2 separate regions of the Homo sapiens genome follow, and region 1 is linked to region 2. The links are chromatin contacts, found by Hi-C or POLR2A ChIA-PET in ENCODE. All regions are on one chromosome and are shown on one strand. The core of a region is the stretch at or near the end of the contact, and the rest is flanking DNA. Distances in the headings are between cores, read along the strand shown. Region 1 overlaps CACNA1C (calcium voltage-gated channel subunit alpha1 C). Region 2 overlaps CACNA1C (calcium voltage-gated channel subunit alpha1 C).

Evidence for each region. Hi-C counts contacts between places; a loop is a spot of excess contacts on that map. ChIA-PET counts read pairs that join two places held with the same protein, here RNA polymerase II (POLR2A).
Region 1: a loop to region 2 is called in a map of mammary epithelial cell, with 2.4 times the contacts of the local background. The contact joins two enhancer-like sites. A Hi-C loop is called at or near these places in 2 of 168 maps with a recorded cell type or tissue (mammary epithelial cell and prostate gland). POLR2A ChIA-PET finds 5 or more read pairs at or near these places in 2 of 52 experiments (RWPE1 and WTC11).

The regions. Positions count from the first base shown.
Region 1 is chr12:2,394,183-2,399,304 of GRCh38, forward strand. All of the region lies in intron 3 of CACNA1C (calcium voltage-gated channel subunit alpha1 C), which reads left to right. Among named protein-coding and RNA genes, the nearest start is that of CACNA1C-IT3, 130 kb to the left of the region's middle. Within about 2 kb of position 2,474, at least 9 of the 41 ENCODE cell types and tissues checked have a DNase peak (open chromatin) inside an H3K27ac peak, as active enhancers do.
Region 2 is chr12:2,177,297-2,182,235 of GRCh38, forward strand. The region is part of intron 3 of CACNA1C (calcium voltage-gated channel subunit alpha1 C); the gene reads left to right. Among named protein-coding and RNA genes, the nearest start is that of CACNA1C-AS4, 44 kb to the right of the region's middle. Within about 2 kb of position 3,300, at least 15 of the 41 ENCODE cell types and tissues checked have a DNase peak (open chromatin) inside an H3K27ac peak, as active enhancers do.

The DNA.
Region 1 (5,122 bases), core at 1,224-3,723, 220 kb after region 2:
CCAGCACGGGCCAGGCGGAGGCCTGTCGTCTGCACTCCCACATGGCCCTCCTCCTACTCCTGATGTGGCTTCTCTCTGGTATGGACGCAGGAGCTGGTCCCTGGCCCACAGGAGAAACTTGGACACAGCCATGATAAACGCAGGCTTTATAATCCAAGAGCTTGAAAAGATAAGAGTGACTAATAAATAAAAATTTCTCCATTTCTTCATGCTTGATTTTCAAGGGAAGATGTAGAATAAATTTGAGCCACCTTCCCCTGCAAGTATACCTTTAAATATTAAATATTTTACTTAATTATAAAATCCCCTGCTGTCTGGAGAGAATGGCCACCTTCTCTCCTTAGTGGAAACGATGTCATCGCATTTACTGAGTTTGTGAATGTAAAGTGTTTTCAGACTGTAAAACCCTGGATGGGGTTCTGGAAGGCCTCCTCTCTGGGCCCATCCAAAGGGGTCTTCAGAAGTGCATTGGTGACAAGAATGGCATCAAGTAGGAAGGGCCCCAGGTGTAGAGGGATGGGCAGTGGACACCTCTGTCAGGAAGAGTCTTCCTTATCCAGGGCTATCAGGATCAGGAGCTAGAGCCCACGTTTGGAGAAAACACAAGAAGTAGTACCAACCCAGTGAGTCTCGGGTAAGAAATTGGAGTGGTTTGGTTTCCCATCTCTAACTTGGCCAGATGTACCATAAGCTGTATCTGCAAAGCCAGTGTAAGGCTAGACTTAAGTTCAATTAGGATCCAAATTCTTCACTGTCAACTTGTCTAAGTTTTTGTTTATTTCACTTAGTTTCCTAGTGAAATTTTCATTTGAAAATTCCCAGCCTTATTTATTTATTTATTTACTTATTTTAATAGAGACAGGATCTCACTCTGTTGCCCAGGCTGGAGTGTAGTAGCACAGTCATAGCTCACTGCAGCCTCGACCTCCCAGGCTCAAATGATTTCCTGCCTCAGCCTCCAGAGTAGCTGGGACTACAGGCAGGAAGCACTGTGCCTGCACTCCAGCCTTCTTTTCTTTTCTCTAGCTTTTTTTTTTTTTTTTTTTAAATATTTGAGACAGAGTCTTGCTTTGTTGCCCAGGCTGAAGTGCAATGACATGATCTCAGCTCATTGCAACCTCCGCCTTCTTGGTTGAAGAGATTCCCCTGCCTCAGCCTCCCAAGTAGCTGGAAACACAGGTGTGCACCACCATGCTCAGCTAATTCTTGTATTTTTAGTAAAGATGGGGTTTTGCCATGTTGACCAGGCTGGTCTCGAACTCCTGGCCTCATGTGATCCATCCACCTTGGCCTCTCAAAGTGACCAGCCTTATTTTAACTGAATAAAGGGAAAGGGGCTTTTTTTTTCATGACCCTGAAGACAGAGGGACTCAGTGCGCCCCCAGTGGCCAGAGGCTGTAGTTACAGGGAAAGCAAGTCGGGTCCCTCTGAGCCTCTGGAAGAGCCAAGTGGCTGGCTGCTGGAACCATCCAGGAGAAACCAGATTTTCCAGGCTAGAGCTGTTTCCTTTTTCCAGTCTGAGGCTTCCCATGTATTCCTTTCAACGCAGCACCTCTATGTGCATCCCTGAACCCTATGATCTGAGAAAAGGTAGCCGAACCCCCGACTTTCTCTTTTGCATTGACATTAGCACAGATCTGAGCCACATGAGTAGTTGCTCATACCATTATCTGCCTTTGGTTGAGAAATTAGAAGGTGCTAGGCACAAACACACGTCATCTTATTTAATCTTTACAAGCCAGGATCCGGTACTAGGGTCCCCAGTGTTCAGAGGGATTAATTTGTCAAGATCTCACAGTGAGTAGATTCCAGTCTACCTCACTGGAGCCTGGTGCCCGTCCCCATGGTCTGCACTCCTGGTGTTGAACCTCAGCAGGGGCTGTCCCTGGCCTGCTGAAACAGTTCAGCTGACCAGGAAGTGTGTGTGCGTGGTGTCTTTTGTACAGTCTCAGCCCCTGGGTCTGACACTCTGATGGTCTTTTAGGGTGCTGGGTTATTTCCTGGGGTTCTATCTGTGCCAAGTTGTGTATCTTTCAGTGACACACATCTGTTCAAGCCTTCTGAGTTGGGGAGCAACAGAAAGAGGTGAAGAGAGAAAGCACTCTGGGAAACATGGAAATATTTTTGCAGCCTGATTGTCTCTGCATGCAACACTAGCAAAGCTGTTTCTGCTCCCTTTCGGTGTCCGAGTCAAGGGGACGAAGAGGCCTGCCCAAGAAGAAGAGGGATGATTTTTCTCTTTCTGTGGTTGGGGGCAGAAAGGCGATCCGGCTGCCCAAGTGGTTCAGGTCAGGCTTAACTCGGTCTGTGGCCTCTGGCCTGGGGAATGTGCTGAGCTTTGATTCAGCTAAGCAGTGGCTTGTTGCCCAGGCCTGTGGTCCTCCAAAACACCAGCTGAGGATCCCAAAACTTAGGGCCCTTGTGAACAGGGTGAGTTGTTGTCACCAGGACTTGCCTTGTCACCACCTATTACATTTTCTGGGGACCCAGCAGCCCCTGGCCTATGGCCACACAGCAGGCGCCTCTTGGCCAAGAGCTCTGGCATGAAGCTAGGCCTCTCCAACTATTTAATGTTTCATTAGCGGTTTTCTAAAGGCATGGGGCCAAGCCTGGCCGAGCCACACCATTCAGAAGTACGTGAACACTTCATAAAACCAAACTGTTGAAGGATCCCAAACCCAGGAATCTGGTCACTTGGAGTCCAGGCTGGAGGCCCAGGGCAGGCTGCTGCACTGTCTCAGCTCTTTCTTGGTCTGGATACTTCTGGGCCACACATCTGTCTCTCAAACTGTTTAGCCTGTTAGTAGTTCTAAACTAACTTCTAAATAGTTTATATTTGGGGTTCACCAACCTGTTTTCATATCTGATGAAAGCTTTGGACTTGCCCCAGAAAGAGACATCCATGCACATATGTACAACATTGTGCTTAGAATTGCAAGGTATTCACAAGCCACACTCTAAAGATCATCAGTGGATCCAAGTGGAGAACCCCTGTGCTAAACCACACTTGCTTCCACACTTAAACTCTGGGGACTGTGGAGTGTTATCCATCAAGAAGAGTAAACAGGTATTGGGTTTTGTTTTGTTTGGCTTTTTGCTTGTGTCTTGGATTTTGAATCGAAGTCCTTGAGTGGTAGAATGGGGGCTAGATCATTAGAATCACTCCAGACTTCACAGGTAAGAGTGGGAGCTCAGTTGAGTGACAGGCCCATCCCAGACACAAAGTCACTCCAGGGCAATTATTCAGAGCCCCCAGGAGCTTTCACGCTCTAGGAGCAAGTCAGGTAAGCAGCAGCAACACACGTGCCGCGGAGGCGGCACCTACATTCAGACTCTCATTGCTCTTGATTGACTGGGTGGCCCTGGACCAGTCCAGAGTCCACGGCTCTGGAAATGGTAATCAGGCTTGTGGTTGCAGGGGAATTTATGTGTACCAAGTGACTGGCACAAAACAGAGGCCCAATACACTCAATGCTGGCAGATGATAGACACAGTGGAGCAGCAAAGCTGGTGAGGATGGAAACACCCCATCACCTGTGAGTGGGATTAGAGCGTCTGCAGAGGGCATCCTGCTGGCTTCCCAAGCCATGAGCCTTCTGATAAATCTTACTGCTCTGTCAGAGCCTCTGATTTAGGGGTAGGGAGGGGCAGTCAGGAGAAAGCATAGTTAGCTCTCGGGCAGCTAGCTGTGGCAGACAGCGTGCTTTGTCCCTCAGATGAGTCACAACAAGCGCCCTTGGCAGGCAGGAAGGACTTTGAAGTGTGGTGCCCCAAAGGGCTGGTCCAGGAGGCCCCTGCCTAGCCCCTGGGCCTGTCACTCCTGAATCTCCATCACTGGCCCGAGGGCAGGCCCAGGCTTGAAATAAACTCAGGCCAAGCTGGAGGCGCAATTAGAAGGAAGAGAGCCATTTGGCTTTTTCCAAAAGGTAAGAAGGAGGACTTCTCATTTTTGTGCTTTAAATATCAATGCACTCTTTTGATGCCATTATTTGCATTTTCTGAGTTCCACTGTTCTTGGGCAAAATCCAATAGCCCAGCTCTGAAGGCCTCTTCCACATACGTGCCCCTCCCCTGGAGAATCCCTCACACCTTCTTTGAGCTACCAGGCCAAGAAAATTGTATTGAGCTTTACCTCGTGAAGTTTGCATTTTAAAAGCAAGATGTGTTTTTTCATCTCTAAATATAAAGTTTTCACATTGAATAAGCTTTTCCAAACTATATGCCCTTCATCTGGATACTCTGTGGAAGCAAAGGGCAGCATGGCTGGGTGGTGCTGAGTCGGGCAGAGCTCTGGTCTGTGCATCGGGAGACTGGCCACTCACCAGATGACTTCTGGGAGCCACCATTCCTTATCTGAAAGCTGGACAGCTGGGGGCCTCCATACCTTACATCCTGCCCACCTTCCACAGAGTTGTCATCATTGACTGAGTTATGTCTAGAGAAGCACTTTGAAATGCTTCTCCAGCATTCCAGGTCAGAACAGGGTGGCCTACCCCACCCAAAGCTGCAGAAAGAGAGGGGAGCGTGGGTCCAGGGGAGAGGATGTGTGGGGTCTAAAGATGCCCAAGACAGTTCCTGGTGAGACAGCCCAAAGGAGGCAGCAGGCTAGAAACTTGCAGAGGAACAAGGAAGCTGTGACACCTTCTTACCTGGGGACCTCAGGACAGGAAGAAATCATGAAACATTCTTACTGGGAAAGCCAGAGGAGCTTTCCTAGTATTTTTGTTATTGGTAACAGCTGTGAGGTGCCCCCTCAGTGCCCTGGCAACTGTCATTGTCACAGACCCCAGGAACATGGGGCTTTGGGTACAGTTTGACCCTCTCCCTGAGATGGAAGATCTCCCTTAACACCTCCCCCCGGGGACTTGAGACAGGGGTGGCTCCTTTGCTCGGCTGCTGCACTCTAACCCTTTGTGGGAAGGGGAGCATGCAGGTGAGTGGGTGCAGGAGGCAGGGCAAGTGCTCTTGGGCTTTGGCAGGAATGAACCCCATACCTGCCCACAACAATGTCTAGTGGTTGCCTGTGACCTCTAGAGCCTCAGAGGGTGTGAGTTACAAACAGTGCTCCTTTAGTATTTTCCATCCGTGGATGACTAAATGTTAAACCAGGTCAGTGGAGGAT
Region 2 (4,939 bases), core at 2,050-4,549:
TGTATATGCAGTGAAAGTAGCCAGAGAGACACTCCACCTCAACTTAAACAGCAACTTCCTAAATAAATAAAAAATACACAGAATCCAGTTCAAGCAGATCTTGCCTCAAAGACAGCTTGAAAGCATCCCTTCTCATTATTCCCTGCCTGATTTCCAGTGTTTCTCTCCCTTTCTTTCTTTCTCTTTCTTTTCTTGTCTTTCCCTCCCTCCCTCTCTCTTTCTTCCTTCCTCTCCTCTCCCTTCCCTTTCCTTCCTTCCCTTTCCTTCCCTCCCTCCCTCCCTCCCTCCCTCCCTTCCTTCCTTCCTTCCTTCCTTCCTTCCTTCCTTCCTTCTCTCTCTCTTTCTTTCTTTCTTTCTTTTTCTTTCTTCTCGCTCTGTTGCCCAGGCTGGAGTGCAGTGGCACGATCTTGGCTCACTGCAACCTGCGCCTCCTGGGTTCAAGTGATTCTCCTGCCTCTGCCTCCCAAGTAGCTGGGATTATAGGCTTCTGCCACCACACCAGCCTAATTTTTGCATTTTTAGTAGAGATGGGATTTTGCCATGTTGGCCAGGCAGGTCTTGAACTCCTGACCTCGGGTGATCCATCCGCCTCTGCCTCCCAAAGTGCTGGAATTACAGGCATGAGCCACTGCCCGTGGCTGATTTCCAGTGTTTCTATGTAACCCTCTGAGATTCCCACAAGCCTAGCATGAAGATGAGACACACCAAGGGAGGTGAGGAGCTAGGAGAAGGGCAGGCATCTCCAAATTGCAAGTTTCTTCTCAAACTGCAGATCTGCAGAGAAAAGGAAGGACACAGTGAAGGAAGCAGATTCTCCAAGGAAGGGATATCAGGACTTAGGAATGGACTCTTTGCCTCTTATTAAAAGGAAAGTTGCTTGCTGGGGAAGTAGCAGATTATTTCAAATGGGTATCCGTCCTTGGTAGCCACCAATATCCATCAGTTTAACAGGAGAGGAAATAGAGTTGTCATGCCAGGAGGATTTTGGAGGAGCCAGCGGCTGGCTATCGAGAAGGGAAGGGAGCTAGCACTTGCTGAGTTTCTTCAAGGGGCCATGCACTAACTGTAGGAAGCATGGACTTTGCTTTTTGCATGGGATGAACCTAACTCAGAGTTGATGCTGCATGTAGGATTATGTTTTTCCGACAATCCAGGGATCTGCAGAAGGCTTGCTACAGGATCTGAGCAGGAGTCTAAGCAGTTGTCTTGTGGTATCAATGCTCCTGTGTCTGGAGAGCTGGTCGCTAAGACCTGGAGTCTGGGCCCCTTGTGGGGGTGTCACAGAAGGCTGTGAACACCTCTCTGCTCCTGGAAAATGCCTTCCTTTCCTGGCCCCAGGACAGACTCTCCGACTTCCTTCATGACCGGGTTCCCACTCGGGAGCCTTTGGAACCGCTTGAGTACCAGATTATTAACAGGACCCGTGATTGTGATTTCTTCCCCCGTACAAATTCACAGACCCTGAGAAGAAAAGGAGAAGATAGGCTGGGCACAGTGGCTCTTGCTTTTAATCTCAGCACTTTGGGAGGCCGAGGCGGGCAGATCACCCGAGGTCAGGAGTTCAAGACCAGCCTGGCCAACATGACAAAACCCTGTCTGTACTAAAAATACAAAAATTAGCTAGTTGAGGTGACAGGCGCTTGCAGTCCCAGTTACCCAGGAGGCTAAGGCAGGAGAATCGCTTGAACCCAGAAGGTAAAGGTTGCAGTGAGCCGTGATTGCACCACTGCACTGCAGCCTGGTTGACAGAGCAAGACTCTGTCTCAAAATAAATAAATAAATAAATAATTTAAAAGAGGAGATAGATGTGATGGCGGTCTTTTCTGTACTTAGAACAACCTAATAGTTATTTAATGGATAAACAGGCATTAAAATGAATGTTTGATGACTTGGAATCCAGTCTTTTATAAAACTCTCAGTGTTCTGTGATTCCAGGCACTCATGGCTGTGGCAGGCATCCTGCCAGGTGGAGCTGGGAGTTCAGCACAGAAGTAAGTCGGGGAGGAGGTATGCATTGCCACAGACTTAGGAAGTGTTCCCTGGACCTGCTGATGATAGGTTGGTCTTAGCCATGTTCCTGAACAAGTAAGTTGTCTAATGAAAGGAAAACATACCAACCTGTTAGTGGAGTTAGCACCCTAGACCCATAGACTCTAAGGTTGGAAGGACTTTTGAAGTCATCTAGCCCCTTGCCCCACTCGATGCGTGATTAATACGCACCACAGAAACTCCGGGCTCTGAATACTGAACATTGACCCAGACCCCTATTGCGTTAGAAAATATTATTGCAATTAGTGGAATGCTGCTAGAATATTGGCTCCAGACCTGAGTCTCAAAGTTGGAAGAGATTTAGAAAGAAGGATGTCCAGAGGAAGGAACAGACATGAGTGAAGTTGGAAAATGGAGACTGGCAAAGAGTAGCTCGAAAAAGAACAAAGTTTCCTAATAATGACCACAAATGAGTATTTGGCTGTTCAATGGATATATGCTTGCTCCACGCTCATTGGATGCTAGCCTGCTCTCAGGAAGAGCTCTTGCCTTCCTGCCTCCAAACCACTGTACACACCGTTGCTAGATTGATCTCCCAAGAATCAGCTTCTACCATGCTCTTTCTCTGCTTCAAATGAAATTTTGATCATTTCTCTTCATCTGACAGGTGAAAATCAAAATTTTCTGAGCTTGGTCCTCAAGGCCCTTCCTTCTCCACTCATCCTTTGGCCAGGCAGGCCCTCCAACTGCCTCCTGAGCAGCCTCACTCAGGTCTTTGCTCATACTTGCTAGAATGGAGAGCACGTCTTCTCGTTCCCTGTAACCCCAACAGTGTCTGTTGTAAGGTTGAGCACACGGTAGATGGATGGATGAAGCCTTCATTCTGAGTAAACACGCATGCAAGTATAAACACATACCTACACACAGAAACACCACACACTCTTAAGTGTAGATGAAGAGAAAGAACCCTTTCTTTCTTCCCTGGTGTCTGGCAAAGGCCAAAGGGGTGGTGGGGAAAGCATTAGGATACAGAGGCTCTGGTTCTTGTTCCTCCCTGGAACTGGCTTCTGCTAGGAAGCCCAGCAGGGCCTGAGTGCTGGCAAGCCTGGCATGGAGCCCTCCTGCTTTGGAGGAAGCGAAATGTCCCAGCAGGATGAGTCAGTGGGAGAATGGAACCAGAAAGTGAGTCATTTTGGGAGCAGAGGCTAAAGGATCTTCTCTGCTCAAAGATATTTTAGGTCTTGGTAGGTTTTCCCCACTTCTCTTGTTTAGATATAAGTTTGGGGCATGTGACTACAGTGGCTCAGTTCCCAGATGTAATGCTGAGAGACTGTCCAGTGCGCTGCGTTCTAGAACATTTTTGCTGATAGGGAGGCCGTAAAGTGAGGGGCTGGTTTTGGAGCCAGGCAGATTGGGTTCTAATCACAGCGTGTCCCAGAATCAGCTGGGGACCTAGAGTGAGTTGTTTAATCTCTTAAAGTATAGTTTTTATCATTTTCAAAATGAGGGTTGTTGGAAATGTCAAATGGTTGTTCAGCAAGTGTTTGTTGAGTCCCTAGTGTGTGTCTGGCACAGAGCTGAGTGCAGAGTATGGGGTGCTGAATACTGCAGCCACGCATCCTGCCCTCTGGGGACGGGTGCAGCTTGGGATTGTGTTATATTTGTAGCAGTTCTGATGACAACAAGAATAAAATAAAACACCTGGATTTGTTTCATGAACATAACCCTCAAATCTGCACTCCCCTATTACGTGTTTGGGCAACTGAGTTTTGGAACCTACATATCAGACTCAAATGTTTTCTTCTGGGGGGTTACAGTCTGGGGAAGACCCCTGTGTAAAGCATGTAGCATAGTGCCTGTGGACAGGAGAGCCCAGTCCGTGACGGCGGTAACAATGATCATTACTACCTCTGTTATTTCCTGTAGCCAACTGACATCTTTGCACCTCTGTTTCCTCATCCAGAAAATGTTCAGCTGAATTGCAGTCCTTTCACAGAGGCAGTTCCTGAGTCTCTAGTCTTGGGGCTCATGCTTGAAGTTATTTAGAGAATCTCTAAGATACAAGTGGAGAGACAGCTGGAAGGGGCAGCACCCAGGCCTTCAGTGTGGGGACAGAGTTAAGATCAACATGATCACAGCAGACTGACACGGCGAGCTGAAACAAACAGGAAAACATTTGAGCCTGATGTTAGGTTCCAAAACTCAGTTGCTGAAAGGCGTAATAGGGGAGCGCAGATTTGAGGGTCATGCCCATGAAAACAAATCCAGGTGTTTTATTTTATTCTTGTTGCCATCAGAACTGCTACAAATATGACACAATTCCATGCTGCACCCACAGAATAGTGAGTAGTGTGTAGGCCAGGGCAAGAAAAAGAAGAGCAATAATATTCTAGTTATTGTAGGCCAGGGGACCCACATCCACGATATCGTTTTTTTACAGCTCATTACTGAATCCTCACAATAACCCCATGGGGTAGATATTACTGTTATTACCCTTTTATAGATGAGAACACTGGAGCTTAGCGAGGGTAAGTAATGGACTGCAAGGACACTCTGTCTCTGGCCCAGAGGAACAGCTGGAGGATGCAGGCAAGATGTGTGTTAAGGGGGTCCTGCAGAGTGGGGGTAAACTGATTCTGGATTACTCATTAATGTAGAACTCCGACCAGTGGGTGGAGGGTATGGGTTCAATAGGGAGCTCTTCAGAAATGGAACATGTTGAGAGGCCAGGAGTTCTCCATCCCTGAAAGCATTCAAGGAGAGGTTGGGTGGCTGTGGGAGGTATTGGAGAAGGGATTTTAACATCGGGAGGGAACTGGGGAGATTGTGTGTGAGTTTCTGTCTGCAAAAAAAAAAAAAAAAAAAAAAAATGACGGTACCAACCTTGAACCCATGTAATCTTCTTCAGTAATATTCAAGCAAGAACAGCCACCATAAAATTGTGTGAGCA